6 separate regions of the Homo sapiens genome follow, and all the other regions are linked to region 6. Evidence: chromatin loops called from intact Hi-C (ENCODE). Cell type or tissue: PC-9. All regions are shown on one strand.

Region 1 (4,000 bases), 420 kb after region 6:
ACAACTCACCATTAAATTTCCTATATCTGAGAAAGAGCTCTTCATTAAAACTCTGCTTCCAAAATGAGATTCAATCATGGCAAATGCAAAACAGTCCACATATGACAGGAAAATCACAAATGCAAATACAAACTAACTAAATTGTAGCTTACTGTCAATTATACTTTTAGAATAGTTATTGGAAAAGTCAAGCTTTTTCTTCAATTAAATGATGTATATAGGGAGCCAAATGAGAGCCTGAATCCAGGATTTCAGAATGAAACAAGTTCTAGATAAATTCAAATCTCATTGCAGAATCATTTAGCCAACAGCCCATATGGCCAGCTGCACCTTTATGAATGTGACAAAGGCAGAGTGGTTTGAAACAGCTCAGCAAAAAAAAAATATAAAGCCCTTGGACATTCAATGAGGATAAATTATAGCTTATAAATTATGTATTTATCTAAGAAGTGAAATTCAAAAAGAATTGCTTAAAAGTTATATTCATACCATATATGCATTCTGAGGTAGCTGTTGTAAGAAAGTGCAATTTTAACAATGAAATGTTTCTTGTAAAGTATTATTTTCAGAGAAATTAATCTTAATTAAATCAATATGTGTGGAGGGGGTTTGATTGGTTTTTTTTTTTTTGGTTTTTTGCTTTGGCTAAGAAGAGTTTCCGTATATTTGACTACCTTTTATTGCCCTAGTTTGCCCTGGAAATTTGAAAGAAAAGACCATAGAAAAGGAATACCCAAATGCTGGCTATTATGGTGAAGATATTTGCAATATAAAAGAATTCTTATTGTTGCACTAGAATAAGAAGTATTGGGGCATATTAAAATATCATTTTCATAATGGCTTGTAACAGTATAGACAAAAAGCAAGGGACATCTGTCATGAAAAAGATTACCCCAATAGTCAGTATACATTTCAAGATTTTTAGTCACATTACATCATTATTAATAATTTGGCATGTATATATCATCTGGATGGTTATTTATATGCATTGTTTCCCCTCATTTGCTCAAGTGTCTTTAACTCAGCAAGTTTATTTAATGAAACACATTCATAATAAAACATTAACGGAAACAGAATTTTTGAAAAACGGAAAACTGAGATTGATTGAACTTTTATTTTAACTAAGAAGCAGAATTCCGTATAGGTCTACAGTATTTGAAAACTCAGTAGATCCTTTTAAATGTAAACACTTAATATATATAACTAATCTCAGAGAGGTAACTTAGGACATTAAGTTATAAACTATGCAGATCGCACTTATTTTTCATTCACCTCATAGTCATGATACTGGTCTAGGGCTTGGATTGGAGCCGAAGTTTCTTCACCTGTATCTAGAAGCGGGAATGCCTTCAGGAGGCTAGAGGGCAAGACAAATACTATTTGCTGGGCAAAGTCAGGGTTTATTAAGAAGAAAAGCCAAGACAAAAAACCACAGGCAAAATTGCTATGTAGGACATAAAACTAGAATTTTAGAAGAGATATGGATAGGACCAATATTGCTGCATTTTGGACAGCAGTGATGTGTAGAAGATGGGTGGGGAAGTAATGAAGCTGGCAGGAGAAAGTGACAGGTGGCATCGACATTTGCTTTCAATAGCTAGTGGATGTACATTTCATGGAAGACCCTGAGGGGATCTCTAAAAGCCATGATTGGTGTAAACAGTGGGTAGTAAGTCCAGTTCTTTCATTTTTGAAATTTTCCATACTATCACAATCTTATATTTAGCCTTTTTTTGAAAATATTTCTATATAGAATGGTTATTTTCTTGCTGTGGTAAGCACAATATGAGGACAGATATTTAATAATATTAATAGCTAACATTTTTTGAGTGGTTAGTATCACCCAACCAGGAACTTAGCACTTTGAGCACCATATCTTATTCTACAAAGTAGTGGTCTATTTACATTTTACTTCTGATGTAACTGAAGTTCAGCAAGGTTGTATTATTACCTGCTTGTAATCATAATAGAGGGATGATGCTCACTTTAACATGATAATTATGCCCTCTGCTGGTAGTTAATAGCTTTTACATCATCTACTTTTTGAAATGATGCTTGTAAACAAGAGCCCAGGACGATGTCATCATGTGAATTAATTATGCACTACTTTTATAACTCTGGTTTGCTATTCATAAGGTCAACATTGTATCAAGAAGGCCATGAAAACAGGATATATTTCAGGGGAAGGAAGATTTTTATTAAAAAGTTATATTCCAGGAACTGATTTTCAAGTCTGGAAAGGAAATTGCCTTTAGTAGGGATAGGATATGGGGAGGGGAAATTTTATTAAAGTGTCTTGAAATTATTATAAGTCAAACAGTGTGCCGGGGAAAGAGCTATCTTTGAGACTGGATATTTGTGGCAGTAATAGGAAATAAGTATCTGTCTTCAGGATGCAGCATTTAGCATTAGGAAAAAATAAAAGACAAAAACAAAACATCAATAACCAAAGCAAAACATACTTGCAATCAGATTTTTTTTTTTCAAAATTGAGCAAGAGTGAGAATGGAATGGTGCCAAGGGAGCAATTTTTCTCAGGATGTAATTGGAAGACCTAGCCATCATTCATATCTTCAGATTTGCATTGCTCCAGTTTCATCTGAAGAGCACCAGATTCAAAAAGTAGTCTCTGATTTTCTTCCTTAGAGGAAAAGCTAGTGTAAGGCTCTACCCATGATACAGAAGCTGGCAGAAGTTGAGACTTCTCGGTGCTGTATGTTCCCATTTGCAAGATCATCTGGAGGAAGTATTCAGGACCATCTACAAGGAAAAGCTAAGACTTGTCTTACTTAGAAAACATGGCCTTGTCTTTTTCAGCTATTCTTCATATTATCATGATGTCAGCAGAATTCTTCACAGGGATCACAGTAAATGGATTTCTTATCATTGTTAACTGTAATGAATTGATCAAACATAGAAAGCTAATGCCAATTCAAATCCTCTTAATGTGCATAGGGATGTCTAGATTTGGTCTGCAGATGGTGTTAATGGTACAAAGTTTTTTCTCTGTGTTCTTTCCACTCCTTTACGTCAAAATAATTTATGGTGCAGCAATGATGTTCCTTTGGATGTTTTTTAGCTCTATCAGCCTATGGTTTGCCACTTGCCTTTCTGTATTTTACTGCCTCAAGATTTCAGGCTTCACTCAGTCCTGTTTTCTTTGGTTGAAATTCAGGATCCCAAAGTTAATACCTTGGCTGCTTCTGGGAAGCGTTCTGGCCTCTGTGAGCATTGCATCTGTGTGTCGAGGTAGATTACGCTAAAAATGTGGAAGAGGATGCCCTCAGAAACACCACACTAAAAAAGAGTAAAACAAAGATAAAGAAAATTAGTGAAGTGCTTCTTGTCAACTTGGCATTAATATTTCCTCTAGCCATATTTGTGATGTGCACTTCTATGTTACTCATCTCTCTTTACAAGCACACTCATCGGATGCAACATGGATCTCATGGCTTTAGAAATGCCAACACAGAAGCCCATATAAATGCATTAAAAACAGTGATAACATTCTTTTGCTTCTTTATTTCTTATTTTGCTGCCTTCATGACAAATATGACATTTAGTTTACCTTACAGAAGTCACCAGTTCTTTATGCTGAAGGACATAATGGCAGCATATCCCTCTGGCCACTCGGTTATAATAATCTTGAGTAATTCTAAGTTCCAACAATCATTTAGAAGAATTCTCTGCCTCAAAAAGAAACTATGAAGAAGAAGAACAATGTGAACTATTTCTTTCCTTGATTTAGATTCAATGGACTTACTTGGGTTTTGTATGCTGACTCACCCTCTCTCTGGTAATTTTCTGCCAGTGTCTGACCCCCAGGACAAGTGAGGCACTAATTTTGATGTTGGATGGGTGGGATATGTCTTTTTTTCACGACTTATATGCTTAAAACTACTGCGATGGTAATACATTTAAGTAACAATACTTGCACTGGAGTATAGTTACATTTTAGAAATAAAAAAAATACTAAGACTTCATTTGGCTGACCAAGGTA
Region 2 (4,000 bases), 320 kb after region 6:
TTATACTTGTGGAATACTGCCAATAAATACCTATTTGAATTAATAAATTTTATAAGTTTATTATTTTGATCTTATTATAATAATAAACAATAATTTAGCCTTATTTCTTTTTTAAAGATAGAACTACTGCCTTGCAGTTAATGATAAAGTAAATCTAAACAATTCAATTTTCCATAAATGTAGTATGTATTTCAAAACACTGAAATAAAATTATATGTTGAGAACATTGTCTTAGTTTCTATAATCATGTAAAGTAGACAATAATGCATTATTTGCTTTGAGATTATGGCCAATAATGATATATTACATCAACTTTAGATGTCATTTGGAAATAAAACAGTAGTTAAAAACAGAATGTGAAATTGGAGTGTGTGTCATTGTTTTTATGAAAAAAGATTGCATTACAGACTCAGCAAAAAATTAACCATAGGAGAAAACTTATTGTAATTATTATTTTTGCTGACATTAAGAGAGATTTCTGAGAATGCTAGAAATTTAAAGGAATCAATTTTTCTAATAATACTGGTTTAAATTCCAAAGCTATGACGAGCAAAATAATTTTTGAGATTGGGTATTTTATATATATGTGTATATATACATATTTATGTATATTTATGTGTATACACACACACACACATATATATATAAATATATTGGTTTATTAAAACCTAAAACTATGTTTCCTTTTAACTACTATAATAACCAACTAAGTGATTTTACTTGTTTGCTATAATTGTGTGATTTGGGGTCGGCTAGCTTGGGGAGTCTAACAACCTCAGTAATAAAATGTTCATGAGTGTTACCCATATAATCATCATTGTTGCTCAATCAAGTGTTCATCTGCTTTGATAACACTGTCTAAAAGAGTGTCTCCCGGAACTTTCAGTGTCCTATATATGGTTGAACCCAGGTAACTAAATTGGGGTTTGAGATTCACAAAAAGGTCGCAAAAATAATAGAGAATTTGCACTTATCAATCTTCCACAAATGTTAACATATTACAAAGCCATGATATATTTGTCAAAACTAGGAGATTTACCTTAGGAGTGCACTCTCAAATAAATAAACTGAAGACTGTACTCAGATTTTACGAATCTGAATTTTTCAATTTTCCCAATCAGGATATCCCATTGCATTATTCATTATTTTCTAATCTGTGACTGTTTTTTATTCTTTCCTGGTTTTTCATAATTTTGACATTTTTGAACAGTACTATTCAGGTATTTTGTTAGTGTGTTCTTTAATTTGAGTTTATATAAACTTTCTCATTATTAGACTAGGATTATGCTTTTGGGGGAAGAGTACTACAAAAGAGAAGTGCTCTTATTATTACATGTTATCAGGAGACATGTGATGTCAACATGCGTTATCACTAGTAAAGTTAACTGCAATCACTTGATTAATATAATGTCTGCCAGGTTTCTCCACTGTAAAATTAGTAGATTTTTTTTTTCCTTATCATACCCAATTATTTGGAAACAACTCAAATGCAGCCAACAACCAAAATGAGGGAAGTTATTCAAAATCTTTTAGGTGAAGTAGTAGCAACAATAATTTGTAATTCTTTAAAGACGCTTCGTTTCCTTGCCTCTATTTAATTATCTACTCATACATTTATAAAGTAAGAACTTAGGGATATTTACTTTAATCTTTGAATCATATTCAGTTTATTTTTAGATATTGTCTGAAGCATTCCACTAGAATGTAAGTTTCATGAAGGCAGAGATCTCATTTATCTTGCTCATCACCGTAACTCTGAGGCCTTAAATAATTTCTGGCACAGGATAAACATTCAATAAATATTGGTGAATGAAAGATGAAATAATATAAAATGTATATTTTTATGATAACTTTTACTCACCCTTCTTCATCCTTTAATTAAAACAGGAATGGACTTGAGGAAACCAAAGAATTTTTAACACACTCAATCATTATGTCCAGTGGAAAAATGTGAGATGTCTGTTTTGATGCTTTCACGTGTGGGGGGACTTTACAATCTTGGCAAAGAACCCTAAAGAAATTTGACCAATGTAAACAGAAATTTAGCTTCAATCTAGCAATAATGGTAGACTGAGTATCTTACTGAGATTTGCACTAACTCAATACAACCTATCCAGAGAATGGTACGAATGGCAGAGTTCCATGAATAACAGTCATGTGAATTACTGGTGTTTTCTTACCTTCCGCACAGTAGCCCATACATCCCTGAGTTGGTTGTAGTAAGTATACAGAAAAGTTCCCACAGTTTCTTACAGACACTGGGATTTGAAAGAGACAGCAGTCTTTTGTAGTGCTGAACAAAAACTGCCATGTTGCACAAGCTGTCAATTGCTTGATCTCCCCAGGAGATGGCAGTGTTTCTGAATCTCTCAGAGACAGCCAGATGGGGGCCTGAGTTCCACAATGGTTCATCTTTTGCAGGAGAGAAAACAAAAGTTGAAAATTCAGTTTATTTTCATCCATTGTAGATATATCAACTTTGCATTTTATTCTAATCAAGCCTTAAAATATCATTAATCATTAAAAAAATTATGGCTTGTACCTGTTCTATACAAGGAAAAGTAGTTTTAAGGAATACTAAATTTAAGGGTACACATCTCATAATTAATATACTCATTCAATTACACATTCAATGTAAATATTAATACATTTATTCCATTCATTACATTTGTATTGTAAACAAGGGAAATTAGATCTCAGATACCTTACTAAAATAGCTGATACATTCTAAAATAAGACAAGTCAATCTGAAGTTATGTTAACACATAACACAAAGATAAACTGATCTTGGAAAACTCTTGCAAAATTGCTTGAAATAGTATGCACAAGAAGTTAATGCATAGTTCAGGAGGCAATAAAATCGGGGAGAAGGAAGGTATTGTTCAAAATCTGGTGATGGAAAAATTGTTTAGTAAGTTAGAAATAATACAGTTTGGTGGGGTGCGGTGGCGCATGCCTGCAATCCCAGCACTTTGGGAGGCTGAGGTGGGCGGATTGCCTGAGGTCAGGAGATCGAGACTATCCTGGCTAACATGGTGAAACCCTGTCTCTACCAAAAACACAAAAGAATTAGCCGGGTGTGGTGGCGTGCGCCTGTAATCCCAGCTACTCAGGAGGCTGAGGCAGAGGAATTGCTTGAACCAGGGAGGTGGAGGCTGCAGTGAGCTGAGATCGCACCACTGCACTCCAGCCTGGGCGACAGAGCGAGACTCCATCTCAAAAAAAAAAAAAAGAAAGAAAGAAAGTTTAAACCTCACTTGAAGTCATTTATCAAAATCCTTTTCAGATAAAAAATAGAATTAAATAGAAAAATAACCCAGGAAAAATAAGAAGAAACTATGTATGACTTGGGAAGAACCAGGGCCCTTACTAAATGCATGATCTTGGACAAGGCACTCAACATCCTTCTCTTTTATATTAGGTGGAAGTGGTACCCACCTCAAAGTGCCATAGTGAGGTATAGATAAAGTAATGTATATAATGCAACTTCTACATAGTAATGGCTAAAAAATCGTTAGCCAGGTTATAATTCTTGTTATTATTTCTATGCTTCAAAGCAAAGGAAAAACATAAAGGAAATATTGATATATGTGATTGAATTATAATTTTTAAAATATAAAAGTTAAATAATAAAATTATATGTAAATAGTACTATATTGTGTTATATTTATGTATAATTATACTATATTTGTTATTTTATTTTAACCATGTAATATTATCCATTTAAAAACTCTAAGACTACAAATGGGCAAAATGTACAAATAGGTAATTCACAAAAGAAACACAAATGCCTAATAAATACATGAGAATATTCAGTATTGCAAAAGGTATGTTTATGTACTGCTATTGGAATTAAAAATTATCACTATGTTTTAAATGAACAACTATATGTATCAAAAGCCTCAAAAAGACTTTAACCATTACTAATTTAACTTATAAAAATCAATCTTACTAAAGACACTAAAATTAAAACAATAATTACATGTACATTCGTCAATTG
Region 3 (4,000 bases), 250 kb after region 6:
TTTCTCTGACAGTTTGGTAGGTATAATAAAAAATTTACCTTGTTTTTTTAAAAAATAAGTAGCAGTCATTTTAATTAATTGCAATGTGGCTTTTAAAAAGAGCTTGAGGCCTAATTAGTTAAAATCTTACATGTGTATTTTCAGCATGAGTGTTCTATTAGAAGCTAAAAACTGGTTACTCATTTATTTTTAACCATGCTCATCATTTTAGTATTCCCTGATGGTGGGGAAATCTAACATTCTTTTTCTAGCAAGTTGTCTCACTGCTGCTTACTAACAGGTACTGGCAGAGCCTGTAATCTGCCTACCCACAAAGGTTAGAAATGAATTTTGGCATTTTGGTGGACACTCAATATTTACCCACTTGGAAGACAACAATAGTGCTCAAAACAATGAGATATATAAATTTCCTTGTTCGGTTTAACGGTGGCTGGAAGATAAGTCACTCAAGCAGTGCTGACAGGTATTACTCTGTCTGAGATCTCTGTTCTCTCATTTGAGAAGAAAAAACAACAAATTCCTTGTCACCCTCTTCCTTTCTAGTGCAAATCTAAGACTGGAAGTTTTTTTGAACATATTATGCATCAGGACTTGATCATTAACTGGAAACTACCTTCTGTCCTCTCTAGTTCATTGCTCCTCTTGGTTCAGCCCTATGGATCTAGAAAAATCTCACCCTTGCTCCACACACAGAGCCAGGCAGACAGCCCAGAGACAACCCTCAAAGTGAGCAATTTAGGTTTTGTTCTGGTAGCACAAAATTCCATTTCCTCTAGTTATTTTTTCTTTTATAGAAATGAAAATAAAATAAAAGTATATTTTTCAAAATATTTGCCTGTGATTTATGTAAGTACCCACATGTTAAACCAAACTCTGTTGCTGCCTTGCAATATTTTCCTGGATTGAACCAGCCAGTATCCTTCAAGTCTTCTATGTAGGCCAATCACTATTAGAAATGAGTGGTCAGAATATATTTGTCTGTAATGTTTAATTTACTTCATCTGTAATGCTGCAGCCGGGGTATTTTATGGCATTACACTGGAAATGGCTTGACTCTTTGATATGGGGAGATAGATCTCAGGTCAAAACCCAAGGAATAATTGATTATTTTCACAAGAAGAGGGTTGAAAACTAATATCCTCCCCTCCTACAGTCCTCAGAAAATATCAGCCAGCAGTGAGAATGCATCATCAGAGAATGCTGATGTAATAGGCAGACAGATCAGGGAGATGAAGTATCACACAGTCACCATCTCCATTAACTAATGTAGGAGGAAGCATCAAAGTTGTCCACAAAAAATAATTGACAGGTCTTGGTGCCTAAAGACACATACACAAGCCGTAAGAATTTCCTTTCATTTAGTAATCAGAGCCCTCAACAAAGAAAGGAACCTCTTAGCTTGGGCAGCATTAAAACAAAACACTGAAGGAAGTACAGATGATTATCTTGAGATCTTAGACGAAACCAAACTAGACCCTAACAATATCGCTTGACCATATTATCGAGGATTATAACCAATTCCTTGGTGAGGAAGATTAAAGTTTGATAATAGAATCTACTTTATATACATTGTATCTATACCTATTTGTCTAATCTATCATCACCTGTATATCATCTATGAAATTAGAAAATAAATTGGGATAATTCTCACTATAATGTGTATGTCCAGTAAGTTTCATTATTGTTCTTAAGCTCATAGTGTCTCTAATCAAAGACTCTCTAGATACAGTCATGTCCAGATATATAGTTGGGAGAAATCCACTTACTTCAGACAAACTTATGGTTTTTGTCTGAAGAAGCATATTTAAGAAAACATTATCCCTTACAAAGACTTTATTTTCTGTCAGGGTGTGCTACATATTGACTTACTATTTCTCAGTGACAGGGGAAAAGGCATAATCTTGAAATATTTGAAAGTACTGGCTATCTTCACAGTTTTTTTCCAAGTTCAATGTATACAGGAAGTAAAAAATGTTTTCTGCCCAACCTAATATTACTCAGAGAAATTTTAATCTCAGACGGATTCAGTTAAGTCACCAAATCTTCGAAGGAAAGTAGTATCTTTTACAAGCACAATGAGAATTTTTAACTGCTCTCAGACAAGTGGCTATAATTATTGGAGATTATCAGGTATAACTAAGACTCTAGGCTCACAGGAAAAACTGATGTCATATTAATTATGAAGAATTTTATTTTTGAAAAATGTCATGTTTGCCTTAAATATTTAATATTTTCTCTTATCAAAATGTGTTACCTGGGAACTGAGGATCTAGCACCATCTGCAGGCAAAATAAGCTAATTTCATCTGGCAGTAGAAACAATTTTACAGAAGTTTAAAACAGGTTAAAATTCTTTCAACAATGATGTATAAGTCTGTCCTTACAATAAAAAAATAAATTGGAATGCCACCTGCTTTGTCCTCCGTTTCTTTTATTTTCTCAAAGCATCTGCAGTGGCCGTTGATAAGAGTACTGTAGTCTCTGAACTGGTATGCTTAAGACTACAATACTCTTGCCAGGAAGGGCCCCATTTTGATCAGCGGGGGAGGTACATCGGCTATGGCCCACAGTATTTTTAAAGGCCCACAAAAATGTTTCATGTCTTTTAAAATCAGTATTAAAAAACTTTTAGGTCAAATAAACTATTTTAATATATGATATTAACGTATTCATCTTTATATCAACCCAGTTATAAAATATACTTTTTGATATTTTTAAATGGAGAGAGGGGTCTGTGAAGACAAAAGTGCCGAGGGCCCACTAAGTTCAAAAGGGTCTTTTTTGGAGGCTGATGGCTAGAGTCCAAAGAACTACACAGGTGAATACGGAGGGGAATCAACTTAACCCTGGTTAACTACTTAGAACACAGCTTGGCACGCATTCAGCTCTCAATTTGAGTCATTATATGCCAGCTACCTTTAGCCTTCTTAGTCTGGTTCTCACTACTTGTATGCCAGAGCTTATTTAAAGTTCATGTTTGCATATTTTGTTTTTAATCTCACATCTTAATTAGTGCTTTTTAAAGTTAATCAGTGAACAAAATTACCAACATATAGTAATCATTGGAAAACTCTAAAATCCAAACAGAGAAGTCTTCCTGTCATTTCTTCAGCTGGTATGACTGATTCATCTTTAGCAACAACAAAAAATAACAAAATGCATGTGTTGGGGATTTAGATAACAACCATTGTGAAAAATTATTTGCAATTATATTAGCCCATTTTCACACCACTCTGAAGAACTACGTGAGACTGGCTAATTTATAAAGAAAGAGGTTTAACTGACTCACAGTTCCATATGGCTGAGAGGACTCGGGAAACTTAAAATCATGACGAAAGGCGGAGGAGAAGCAAGCACGTTCTTCACACAGCAGCAGGAGAGGACGGGGTGGGGGAAGTGCCACACTTTTAAACCATTCGATCTCGTGAGAACTCACTCACTATGACGAGAACATCATGGGGAAACCACCTTCATGATCCAACCACCTTCTACCAAGTCCCTCCCTCGACAAGTGGGGATTACAATTTGAGATGAAATTTGGATAGGGACACACACAGAGCCACAGCATATCAATAATAATCTCATTTTAAATTTAAAATTACACAGTACTCTTATGATGTAAATATTTTTTATCCCCATTTTACAAATGAGGGAATTCACGTATAGAAGGAGGTAAAGTTCTCTGTGCGAGTACACACAACTGTGGTGAGTTAGAGCCAGGATCTGGGATCGAATTAAAATCCAGGTGCACCTGACTCTGAAGCCTCACAGCAATGTGTCCTGCAGCTGTCCTGCCTCCAGTTCTATTTCTACATGGTGCTCTTCGCAGACACCTCTCCACATACAAATGTATATCCACAGCTAGAACAAAACAAACTGGTAATTCTCAAATTCTTCTTGAAGTGAGTTTTTTTCAAAATATTTTTGTCCAACAAATAAATTAAATACCTCATTTTAACAGGCATATTTTTATTAACCCATAATGTGGATTGAAAAGCGGA
Region 4 (4,000 bases), 560 kb after region 6:
ACACTTTTTTGGACTTTTGGATTGCATCACATATGCACAGAATAGATAAATTCATTTATTCATTATTTTGACAAACACTTACTCTGCGTATACTATGTCCCAAGAACTGTTCCAAGTGCCAAGGATACAGCAGAAAACGAAGCATGATTTGGGTGATCAAGAGCTTGCACTTCATCCTATATGTCAATAATTATAGTAGTATTTTACCTCCAAATAGTAATTTTGATTCAAATCTTTATTATAATAAACTCATAAAACTGAGAGATTATTTCTAGAAGCAGAGGTCATAGAAGAAATTCTGCTGCAGAGCTGAACATAGAGCTCAAATTTTAATTAATTCCTTCTAGCTTTCAGTAATATGGACACCTAGGCTCTCAAATTAGGGATTTTCCTTTCTTGAAATTCATTGTTTGAGGTTGCAAACAAGCAACCTCAGTGCTTGTTTACTTAATGCAATTGATTGATTTGGCCTATATGAAAAGGACTACCTTGTATGCATTGATGAGAAGTGTTTGAGCCTGGTCATTTTAATTGCAAATATTTTATAATCCATGTCTTTATAAGTGTATTTTTCTAACTCTGCATCCTTCAATGGGAGATCTTTATCTTTGCATCCACTGCTCACTTTTTTCCAGGTCTTAGGGGAAAAGCCAGAGCTTCCAGATGGAGGTGATGATGATGACATTATAGCAGACATAAGTAACAGGAAAATGGCTAAACTATACATGGTGAGTTCACTGTAACCAAATTTATTGTTTCAACAGTACTGGATGTAGCTAGGGAGGCCTGTATTGGGCGGGATTCCCGTTGCTGCAGTTGAGAACTCTCCTCATTGCTCTCCAAGAGCAATGTGTAGATAGAATCAGTTCTTTGCTCTTGTATGTTTTTTTAATTAAGTTTTAATACTTTTTGTTATTTTTATGAAAAACAACAAATATGTGAACTTATTGCTGTGACTTCATAAAATTATATATTGTTGCTGTACTAGTTTGCAACGATCTTTTGATATATAATACTCAATACAATGTTTCCTTTATGGAGTAAAAATATTTTATCAGCTTTTTCTTATAAATTCTTGATAAGAATGTAAAGTCTTCACCCTATTTAAAACATTGTCTTTAGCCATAATGAAGGAGTTCTTTGTTACAGGAGGGCTGAGCTACCAAATGAAACAGCTGGAGGGAAACAGGGTAAAAACAGTTCTGTTCCAGGCATTAACCTACCTACTTCCATATCAGCTCTATAGCACATGATTAGGAGCATGACTTTGCACAGGACATAACCACTCTGGGTCTAAGTATTCTTATGCACACACAACAAAGAAAGTAGGTTCCTTCCAACTCTATAGTTTTTTTTATTCTTTGTTTGTTTGTTTTTTCTGTTGAGGGTAACAAAAACTGCAAGACACTCCAGTTAAGGAGGTTGCTACAGTGGTATTCTTCCAGTGTTCCCTCCCCTTGCAACTTTCTAAGCGTGTGATTTGGAGCAGATCGTAAATCTCCATGCAGAATTTAGTAGTTTTCTCATCTGTAACAGAAAGAAACTATATTTGCTGCTCTTTAAGGGATTTTTGGCTCCGAAACTCTGTGATTTTACATGAAGACCAAATTAATAACTTGTTTAGCGTAATTTCCTTTTCATAATGAATAAGTGGATTTTTTTTCTTCTAGATGCAAAAGGAAATATGGTTACCATTTCTGCTAAATACTGGTAATTTTAATATGAGCCATACAGAAAGTGTTAGCTAAATATTTTGTGACTGCTTTTAAAAATTACTATTTCTAAAACTCATTTTCAACAGCCTAACAGATATCTTTTATTTCACATCATCAACCAAAACTGTTCTCCCTCCTGGACAGCATTATGAACTAAAGAAGTATTTTTAAATGGGAAAATATTCATCCTGAGTCATAGCTTCCTCTAGTGGAGCTATGCTGTATTACATGGATATAAAGTATAAAGTTCCTTTGAAAATAATTCGGGTTTCTTAACAAGGCTGGCAAGCAAAATCACCTGGGGCATTTTCAAAACTACAGAATTCAGACTCCACCCTGGTCCTGCAAAACTCCACTAATCTAGGGAGGGCTCTGGAATCTGTATAATAGGTAACTAAACTGTAGCATACAAGCTGGCCATTGAAAACCAGTAAATCCTAACCTGCACATGAATATCACTTTCAATTTTGTAAGACCACTTAAAAATTTGTTTTAATAGTCTGTAGTCATTTCTAAATGTGACAGAAGAAATTTACTTTGATAATTTATACAAAGTTTACTTAAATTGCAGGACCTATGTTGAAAAAATCTTTGTGCATAAACTATATCAATATCCTCCTTAACAAAGCGACTGGTATATGGTAGACAGTAAATGTTGACTGAGTGATTGTTTAAACTTCATCTTGTGTGTATGTAATGATTTTAAGATTATTACCTACTTGAAAAGATTACTCTAAAATGTACAAGAAATAATCATGGAAAGTTAATTACATGATGCTTAGTACATAAGAGCATCTGAATAGACCTCAGCCATTATTATTATCACTATTCTTTTCTGATGTTTTAGGCACAGTGTCAAAACTTAACTTTTTATTTGTAGTTCCTTTACCCCAAAGGACTTTCAAAAAAATTAGAGTATAATTAGTCTTGTGGATTCTTTTCATTTTCTTTGAAACAGTTTTATTGAGATATAATTTATACACCATAAAATTCTTGCATTTAAAGTGTACAATTCAATGCTTTTTATTTGATGACATTTACCGAGTTGTACAACCATTACCATAATCTAATTATAGAACATCCTTATCATCCCCAAATGAAAACATGGAGGTCATGGTTTTTATATTAGGTTTCAGATGCAAGTGGCTCCATGAGAGTGACTGTGGTGGCAGAAGAAAACCCCTTCTCAATGGCAATGCTGCTGTCTGAAGAATGCTTTATTTTGGACCACGGGGCTGCCAAACAAATTTTCGTATGGAAAGGTAAAAAATTCCATTGACGATGCTGTATTTCAGATTTATAGATATTTCCTCTATAAGGGTAAATAAAATATATTTTTTGATTTTAAAAAAAAGCCCACCTTTTAATTAAGACATGATCTATAAATGTCTCACATAAAATGCAGCCATTTTCCTCCTACCAACATCATATACCAGGGATTATGGAGTTAAAAAAAAAGCATTTGGGCAATATAAAAAGAATTGTTTTACAAATAACGTTTTTTCCTGTATTGTTAAATACACTTAATATACCAGGAAATTTTTGCTATTCTTTTTTTTTTTTTTTTTTTTCCGTCGCCCAGGCTGGAGTGCAGCCCGCCACCACGCCCAGCTAATTTTTTTGTATTTTTTGTGGAGATGGGCTTTCACCGTGTTAGCCAGGATGGTCTCGATCTCTTGACCTCATGATCCACCTGCCTTGGCTTCCCAAAGTGCTAGGATTACAGGCGTGAGCCACCGCACCCGGCCAATTTTGCTATTCTTTCACTGCTGTATTTAACTTCAATTATAATCATGTTTATTATGGTACACAAGTATTTCTTAATCATAGAATGTCTTCCTTCTCTGAAGTTCTTTCTCTTTAATTTACCTTGTATTTTAGGTAAAGATGCTAATCCCCAAGAGAGGAAGGCTGCAATGAAGACAGCTGAAGAATTTCTACAGCAAATGAATTATTCCAAGAATACCCAAGTATGTGTGAAACTGAACTGGCTAGAAAAAAATAGAAAACATTGGAGCTCATGACATCTCCACGAAACTCATGAAAAAGTTTGGGTCAAAGTAACGTCTGTATGTGAAGTGATTCTCCACCTGCCTGTCTGCTGCAATCTGGTGTCCCTCTTCTTTATCTGCGTGGGGGTTAGAATTTTTTAGAAACTGCACATCAGACTTTCCATAGAGCTGCCCATTCACTTCCTCCACAGCCTTTAATTCAAGATAGTAAACCACAGTAGGTTTAGCTAAGAGCACTTAAGAGTTATTATTCCTTAGAGCAAGTTGTGCAGA
Region 5 (4,000 bases), 640 kb before region 6:
AATAAAGGAAATAAATGGCACTTAATCCATTGCAACCAAGCTGACTCAAGCATTAAATAAAATTCTTTGAAAGTATTTTTCTAATCTGTGATAGTCCAACTCTATCCCTTATTTTACACACACACACACACACACACACACACACACACTGAGAGACAGAGACAGAGAGCAAGAGAGAGAGAAAGGGAAGAGAGAAACTATAGCTTTTTATGTAATGAATTCTAGAAAAGATAGATTTAAATAGCCCTTTGCAGCCATTCTTTTGTGCCAATTTTAGTGAACTAAAAACCTAAGTAAAATGAATAAAGTGGACCTGTCTCAAAGAGGAATAAAAAAATGCTAGATGACACGTTAGTGGGTGCAGCGCACCAGCATGGCACATGTATACATATGTAACTAACCTGCACAATGTGCACATGTACCCTAAAACTTAGAGTATAATAAAAAAAAAAAACATTAAAAAAAAAATGCACTGTTGGAGTCAAATTCTGCAATTATTGCCATAAGTGATTATATTCACATTTAGTTGCTGTATTAAAAATAGAACTAAATAGCACAGGATAAAACATTACCCTACAACTTGCAGTGAAAAGAAAAACTGAAGGAGAAATGCTCTTCTTCTTAATCCTTTGATGGCTTTTATTTTAAACTCCTGTACTGAAGTGAATACCCATCAGTTCAGAACAATCTCCAACCCACCCATTTTCAGTCCACTTGCACTTTTTCCTTCTCCCTCTGAAAAGCACAAGACCATTAATAATGGGTGTCACTGCCTGTCGAGATTAGCGAAGTGAAACTTGTTCTCCCCAACTCTTGTTCACCTCAGTCCTTGATATTACAATGAGGGATATGAAATGTAGGAACACAGGTAACTATGATAGAAAAGAAAAATAAAACAGTTATAGAAAAAAATTCTTTAATGGAAAATATGACATTTTCTCCCTGTAAAACATAAAAGACAAAGCAAGAAGAGAAATGTATTCTCAGAAATCAGGAAATTTAAGAAAAGAAGGATTCTATCAAAAAGCATGAGGTTTAAGAGTTCTTACCTGTGCCTGGAGTGGTGTTCAACAGGAATGATGAAAAGGGAGAGAAATAAGGTAGGTGAAAATGTCAGTATGCTATGAGAAGAACACATGGTAAGTTTCAAGTATTATTACTTACATGTAAAAACCTACTTTTTTGGTAAAATATTAGAACATTTTTCTTAGGTCTCAGGAGATAATACACAACTACTTATTAATGTTAAAAAGTAAGATACACAAATGGGTATTGTAAATAGCAGAGCCAATGAGAAAATTAGATGGGCAGGATGGAGAAATCTTAGAAAATGGAGTTGACCTCACAATACATAGCATGGGAAATTGATATATGATGCAAATAACTTGTGATCCAACTTGTCAATGTACTGTTGTCTATCAGTATATTTATAGATTGATCTATCCGTTGATTTACCTTAATCAGTTCATCTGTTTTGTAGAAAATGAGGATTTGAGTACTTCCTTCCTCAGCTAGAAAAATAGAAACTCAGAGACTGTTTTCAAGCCAATGCTTCTGATTATTTTACTGAGGAACATATAATTGTAGTAAACACCTATGTGATTTACAATTTTCAACATTAACACAAAACTTTACATTTTTATTTTCCCTAAATTTCTTAATACACAAATTCATAGAAGTTTCTATTTTTATGCAGAACATTTAGGCTCAAATGTTCAAAAATTTATTATTTGTTTTAGCTTTGATTTTTCAGTTGTTAATGTCTCAGTAAGCCTTCAGTCAACCGATACCAAGTCACAATACCCTTATCAAACTGCATCAGAATATATTAGAGTTGGAAAGTGACAAATGGTTTAGGCCAAACACTAGGAATAGCAAAGACAACTTGGCCTGAGGTTTTGAACCTTTGGAAATTCACTTAAGGAAAATCTGAGGAAAACACAGATTTTAATTGCATATCTGACTGGGTGTACACATACACGCTAAAGTGAAATAGGTATGAGTATGTGTAGAATTTCTCTTTATTAGGATTGGGAGTCATATATAATTTATTTAAATTTGCTACTGAAAATTCAAGGTTTCAAAATTTGTAGAGAAATATTCTTTTGTATTATAAACATTTTAGTTCAGTTTTTCTGTTTTGCAGTTATATAATTATAGTTGCTGAACTGAATTTTCTTTGGAAATTTCCTTAGCATCTTAGAAATGCAAAATGCTCTGTGACATGGAAGCTAAACTACCAGTAGATGGCAGCAAGGGAGTGTGTTATTTACCCTCCATTGCACATAAAGATAAAATCAGCAACTTCACTTGGGGAACAATCAAGACTCTTTAGAGTACTTTTTATAGAATTTAATTCTTCACGATCTTCATCTTAATTTACTTAATTCCAAGGTTCTTTCTGTTTTCTCTACAATGTACTTTTATTATGAACAAAGTTATGTTAATCTGGGAAGGAAAGTATGTATACAGGTAAGCAGTGTGTTTAGAGATTAAAATGAGTCTATGTATGTATGAAACAATTCTACATATTTAAGGACTTGATTCATTTGATTGTGATTTAAATTCAAATACACAACTTAACACCCACACATAATAAATGAAATTATTCTTTGCTAATTCACTTATAGGCCAAACATGGTAATAATTGTCTGATTATGTTACATTCCATTTAAATCAGTCACAATTCCTCCATTAGGCTTTTTCTTTTTATCTCTAATAGAACAGAACGACAACTATTAACAGCAGGTAAGAAAGAATGCATCAAAAGTCAGAGTTCCAAATAAAATTGAAAATGGTCAATGACTAAATTGATAGCATACTTACAGTGATTTTGAGGCCATCTTTGTATTTCTTTTTCTCAGTTTGTTTTATATCAAACACATTTAAATAAACAGTATATATTTTTCCTAATTTTAGACCAAAACCCATATTATTTCTTTGATTTTAATTTAAGCATTTGGTAATTGAGATGTCTTTTCTGACAGTTTGGGGAAACTATAAGAATGAGATAATCTCAGCCTACATGTTAGATACAATCTTATGACAGATTAAATACCTTGACATTATTTCAAAGATAGGTGTCATTTTTCTCCCCATTGAATTACATACATATTCATATATACTTGCAAGGTATGGAATCTCCAGAGAATACAGATATGTCTAATTTGAAATTTTAATAACATGTATGTATTTATTCAGGCATTCTAATGGTAAAAATGGGTCAATTTTTTATTCAATAGCTATTATTTCCTCTTCTCCATTTTGGAGAAAAAATCAGATCATTGTGAATCTCAACAATATCTTAACACTGTCAATGATAGAAAATACCTGGTTGACATGGTCCAGTTTGGGGCAAGGCCTTCCTCCATTATATGGTTTTTCACGCAGCCATTTAGAACGAACCTTCACACCACTCCCACAGGACTTGCTGCAGCGCGACCAGTTGGACCACTCACTGAGCTTGCAGTCTGAGGGGCAGGGGATGATGCAGGCCTCCTCAATGTAACCTGAGTAGAGGAAAATGAGACAAGAATCATCTCCTCCACCTGTCACTCTCCCATTACCACCCACTATTCTAGGTCATTTAGAAGGTCCAAGACTGACTTGACAGCAGCATGCAAATGCAGAGGTGTCTCTGTTGTAAGGGACTTGAATTAAATTCTGCAGGGAAATGTCACATACATACAGTGACTCTGTTAAAATAACAGTTGAGCAGCTGCCATGTGATCTGCTTAGGATTCATGCTCACCATATTTCAACATTTCTGACTGACAGCTCGTGTTTAATTGACAATAACCTGTCTGCTGCCATATCATTCTCATGCTGACAGAATGATACATTAAAAAATTATAACAGTTTTCTATAAAACCCTATCTGTTAATGTCACACAAGTTCAGGGTTCTGAGTCCATGCAACGTTCTTTCTTAAGAAATCCCAGTCCCTTTCACTCAATACCCAAAAGGAACCATTTAACTTAGCATCTTGCGTTTCTCCTTCT
Region 6 (4,000 bases):
TAAAAATAGCATTCAGACAAAAGTTTTCTCAACAAGACAATTTACTTCTATAGAAGGGTGAGTCTCATGGATAGAGCAATGGAGAGAGCACACCAGACAAGGGATGGGAAGAGCGTCTTATCCTTAATGCAGCTAGTCCCTACTGCTGTGTCTTTCCCCTATTGACTAGGGTTAGACCACACAGTCTAAGGTAATTCCAATTGGCTGCTTTAAAGAGAGCAGGGGTATGACCTGGAATGGTGAGGTGAGTAGTTTCGGTGGGAAGGATGGTTACAAAACAGGTGACTAAGGATGACTAAGGACAGAACAGGTGACTAAGCATGGAACAGGTGACTATAAGGATGAGTAAAGACAGAGGAGGTGACTAAGGACAGAGCAGGTGATAGAGATTAGGAGGGGGCTGTTTATTGAAACTAGGGACAAGAGACGTAAAGAACGAAAGGACGTTAAGAAACATATATAAGAAACATATACCACAATGATGTGCTGCCCTTTTTCACTCTTCTCTTTTGTCACCCAGGTTTTACTAAGGACTAGACATGTTACGTTTGCTTTCCCTTTGTATTCCTAATAGAAAACATGCTGTATGATTTTGTTTGTTTTATATCTGCTTATTTTAGGACTGTTTGCCATACCACAGAAGTAATGCAACTTGGTCTGCACTAAGGCCTTGTAGGATACAGTAGATTTCTCTTTAAAGAACCAATATGTCACTATGTTCAGCTTCCCTGTTCTTTGTTCCTCATCTTAAAGTTTAACTTCCTTGTTCTTTACGTCTCTTTGTCCCTAGTTTCAGTAAACAACCCCCTCCTAACCTCTATCACCCTCTCTGTCCTTAGTCACCTGCTCTGTCCTTAGTCATCTGCTCTGTCTTTAGTCATCCTTATAGTCACCTGTTCTGTCCTTAGTCACCTGCTCTGTCCTTAGTCATACTTAGTCACCTGTTTTGTAACCATCCCTCCCACCAAAACTACTCACCCTGCCATTTCAGCTTGTACCACTGCTCTCTTTAAAATAGCCAACCCGAATTACCTTAGACTGTGCGGTCTAACCCTAGTCAATAGAGGAAAGACACAGCAGTAGGGACTAACTGCATTAAGGATAAGACTCTCTTCCCCTCCCTTGTCTGGTGTGCTCTCTCCATTGCTCTATCCATGAGACTCACCCTTCTATAGAAGTAAATTGTTTTGTTGAGAAAACTTTTGTCTGAATGCTATTTTCACTTTGTGGCACCGAGCATTTACTTCCAACAATTTTGGGCGCCTGCCCGGGATTCCCATTCTCCTCCAGGGAATGGGTCTCCATTCACTTCTCGTGGGGAGACGCGTCCCATTGCCTCATTGTGGTGGCCTCAGGGTGAGAGATGGGGAACCACCCAGTGCGACAAATAAACTCGGGCTCTCAACAACCCAGAAGGAAACAGGATGATAGCTTGGGGAAAGGATTCTCACATACCGCAGCAATCAGGTAACTCTGTACACAGACCAAGTTAAGCAATGTCGCAGGGGTGACGAAGTATTTCCTTGCTGGTCAAGATATTCTGGAGGTTAAAAGTGTGTTTAAATGATCACAAACACTACTGCTTGCAGTGCTGCTTGTGTGAATGGTACTACGCACTACCGCTGTGTGGAGTGAGTGGGTCCTATCTGCGGTTCCATGGTCACCTCATACGGCTTAGGACAGATCCTGCCATGGGGTTCAAACTGGCATGCCAATACCAAGAGGGGCCTAGACACCCAAAAGGGAAGCGGCCAGAGTGGATGAAGCAAAAGAAGGGTGCAAGGATCCTCCAGCAGGTGGGGCTAAAAGATAGGCAAGAAATCTCTAGTATGAGGGATTAAGCCTAACTAGGACCCAACATGGGAAATACCCTAAGCAAGACAGGGAGTAAAAAGGATAAAAATACCAACAAAGATGATTCCCCCTCATAGTCCCCTAGGTCTCATGTTAAAATACTGGAAAAATAATGAGAGGACTAAACATAAGAAAAAGCAACAAATGATAAAATATTGCTGTTTTATTTGGACTCAGAGACCCATCTTCAAACCCTCAAATCTTCTGACCAAAGTTTGGGTCGAATGAAGATGTAATGTGTCAGCTTTTCATTCAATATGTAAATGATAAAAGCCTCGTTTCTCAAGAGGAACTAGACTATGCTCTTTGTTGGAGGCAGAGACCTGTCCTTTTCCCCTTAAAGACAACTAGGGAAGAACCCAATGTAACATCACAAAAGGAAAAATTACATAAGTTAGTTCCCATGCGCAAAGACTCCAGCATATGGGATCCCCTAGACCATCTTCCCCTGCTCAGTGACCCCAAGCCCTCTCCTCAGACAGCTGCTGCTGCCCAAGATCCTGCTCCAGATTCTTCACCTACTCACGTTATTCCCCCTCCTTACAATCCTGACTCTTGGAAATTATCATCCCAAGAGTCTGTCCCCTAACAGCCTAAGGACCCCTCCCTAAAGGGACTCCAATGTGAAATAGAACAATATAAAAAGGATATCCGAAACTTCCCTTTTCCCTCTACAACTAAAGAGTCAGCCCCTGATCTCCTTCCCTTAAGATAGGTGCCACAAGGAGGAGGAACCATTGACTTCATGGATACTCCCTTAACCAGTTCAGAATTCCAGAGTTTAAAAAAGGAGCTTAAGCCATTACTAGATGACCCTTACGGAGTGGCAGATCAAATTGATCAATTTTTAGGACCTCAGTTATACACTTGGGTTGAGTTAATGTCCATTTTGGACATCCTCTTTTCAGGAGAAGAAAGGAGTATGATTCATAGGGCTGCTATAGTAGTTTGAGAACGTGAGCATTCACCCAGTCAAAACGTTCCTACCATGGACCAGAAATTCCCTGCCCAAGACCCCCGCTGGGACAATAACAACACAACTCACCAGGAAAATACACAGGGCCTAAGGGAGGTGATAATCAAATGAACTCGGGAATCAGTACCCCAAACCCAAAATCTTTCTAAAACATTTAATATGCAACAGAAAAAGGATAAAGGGCCTATGAAATTCCTAGACAGACTGAAGGAACAAATGAGACAATATACAGGCCTCAATTTAGAAGATCCCTTTGGATGAGAAATGTTAAAACTCCAATTTTTCACAAAAAGTTGGCCAGACATTTCAAAAAAAGTACAAAAAAATAGAAAATTGGAAAGACCAGACCGTCCCCCGAGTGAACTTCGCATGGAAACTCAAAAGTTATGTGTGAGGAGAGACGAAAAAAATCAGAAACAAAAGACAAAACTTACATTATCCACCTTCCAACAGAAGACTCCAAATCCATGTCCTTCTAAACAGAGCTTCCAGAGACACAGAAACTATAAAGGGTCCAAACCCTTCTTTAAAAGACCTAAGCCTCCATCTGGAGGACCAAGGCCCTCTGAAGAGTATGGCAAAACAAAGTAAAAAAATCCCAGAACTGAGAGGTACAAAGGACAAGATAGGTGCTACAAATATGAAAGTACAGGCCACTTCAAGAGGAAATGTCCTGAATTCAAAAAAGAGAAAAAAGTCCTTCCGTTCATTACTTTTGAGGAAGAATAAGGGAGTCAGGGGCTCTGTCTCTTTTATGTTGAGTCCCACCAGGAGCCCTTAATAAATTTAGAAGTGGGACCTAAACATGAATTTATCACTTTTTGTTCGATTCAGGGATGACTTGTTCCTCTGTTGGTTTCCCCCCATCTAATATTGCCTACTCTTTGGAAGGACTTTTGCTCTCTGGAGTGAAAGGTGAAGGATTTAAAACAAAAATTTTAAAATACACAAAAGTCAAATACCAAGATCAATCAGCTCATATTCAGTTTTTGTTAATCCCTGAAGCAGAGACTAATTTATTAGGGAGGGATTTAATGTTGAAGTTAGGCAGAGGCCTACAAGTCAGACCAAGAGAATTCTTCACCTCATTAAACCTACTCACCAATACAGAGACAAAATACATTAATTCTAATGTCTGGTCCAAAGAAAAGAACTGAAGAAAACTCTGAG

The links. A loop is a pair of places that touch in the nucleus more often than their neighbours do. Peaks named below come from ENCODE experiments on the same cell type or tissue, not always from the same donor. Only the 100,000 strongest peaks of a DNase experiment are listed, where the experiment ranks them.
Region 1: a loop joins it to region 6, with 12 times the contacts of the local background. A loop is called at or near these places in 38 of 110 quality-filtered maps.
Region 2: it touches region 6 in a loop (4-fold over the local background); 7 of 110 quality-filtered maps call a loop at or near these places.
Region 3: a loop joins it to region 6, with 17 times the contacts of the local background. A loop is called at or near these places in 87 of 110 quality-filtered maps.
Region 4: a loop joins it to region 6, with 4 times the contacts of the local background. A loop is called at or near these places in 4 of 110 quality-filtered maps.
Region 5: a loop joins it to region 6, with 16 times the contacts of the local background. A loop is called at or near these places in 20 of 110 quality-filtered maps.

Annotation. Positions count from the first base shown.
Region 1 is chr7:12,488,297-12,492,296 of GRCh38, forward strand. LOC105375156 (a long non-coding RNA gene) reads right to left here. Exons shown (of 8, transcript XR_001745093.2): 5 at 3,569-3,702; 6 at 3,193-3,297. It also overlaps a transcript of C7orf78 not described here and the pseudogene TAS2R2. Among named protein-coding and RNA genes, the nearest start is that of C7orf78, 14 kb to the right of the region's middle. In PC-9, CTCF peaks have their summits at 1,979 (motif pointing left) and 2,182; a DNase peak (open chromatin) is centred at 2,035.
Region 2 is chr7:12,386,947-12,390,946 of GRCh38, forward strand. It overlaps VWDE (von Willebrand factor D and EGF domains), which reads right to left. Exons shown (of 29, transcript NM_001135924.3): 3 at 2,181-2,412. Among named protein-coding and RNA genes, the nearest start is that of VWDE, 15 kb to the right of the region's middle. In PC-9, CTCF peaks have their summits at 2,341 (motif pointing right) and 2,543; a DNase peak (open chromatin) is centred at 2,325.
Region 3 is chr7:12,320,206-12,324,205 of GRCh38, forward strand. No RefSeq gene overlaps it. Among named protein-coding and RNA genes, the nearest start is that of VWDE, 82 kb to the right of the region's middle. In PC-9, a CTCF peak has its summit at 2,266 (motif pointing left); no DNase peak of the experiment used is centred here; H3K27ac peaks cover 1,170 bases.
Region 4 is chr7:12,622,166-12,626,165 of GRCh38, forward strand. It overlaps SCIN (scinderin), which reads left to right. Exons shown (of 16, transcript NM_001112706.3): 5 at 636-728; 6 at 2,845-2,977; 7 at 3,597-3,685. Among named protein-coding and RNA genes, the nearest start is that of SCIN, 53 kb to the left of the region's middle. In PC-9, CTCF peaks have their summits at 1,923 and 2,126; no DNase peak of the experiment used is centred here.
Region 5 is chr7:11,425,617-11,429,616 of GRCh38, forward strand. THSD7A (thrombospondin type 1 domain containing 7A) reads right to left here. Exons shown (of 28, transcript NM_015204.3): 14 at 3,331-3,509; 15 at 1,050-1,055. Among named protein-coding and RNA genes, the nearest start is that of THSD7A, 400 kb to the right of the region's middle. In PC-9, CTCF peaks have their summits at 2,249 (motif pointing right) and 2,456; a DNase peak (open chromatin) is centred at 2,265.
Region 6 is chr7:12,065,885-12,069,884 of GRCh38, forward strand. The region is part of intron 1 of LOC124901589 (a long non-coding RNA gene); the gene reads right to left. Among named protein-coding and RNA genes, the nearest start is that of TMEM106B, 140 kb to the right of the region's middle. RefSeq lists an enhancer at 74-1,273. In PC-9, a CTCF peak has its summit at 1,753 (motif pointing right); DNase peaks (open chromatin) are centred at 297 and 867; H3K27ac peaks cover 2,267 bases.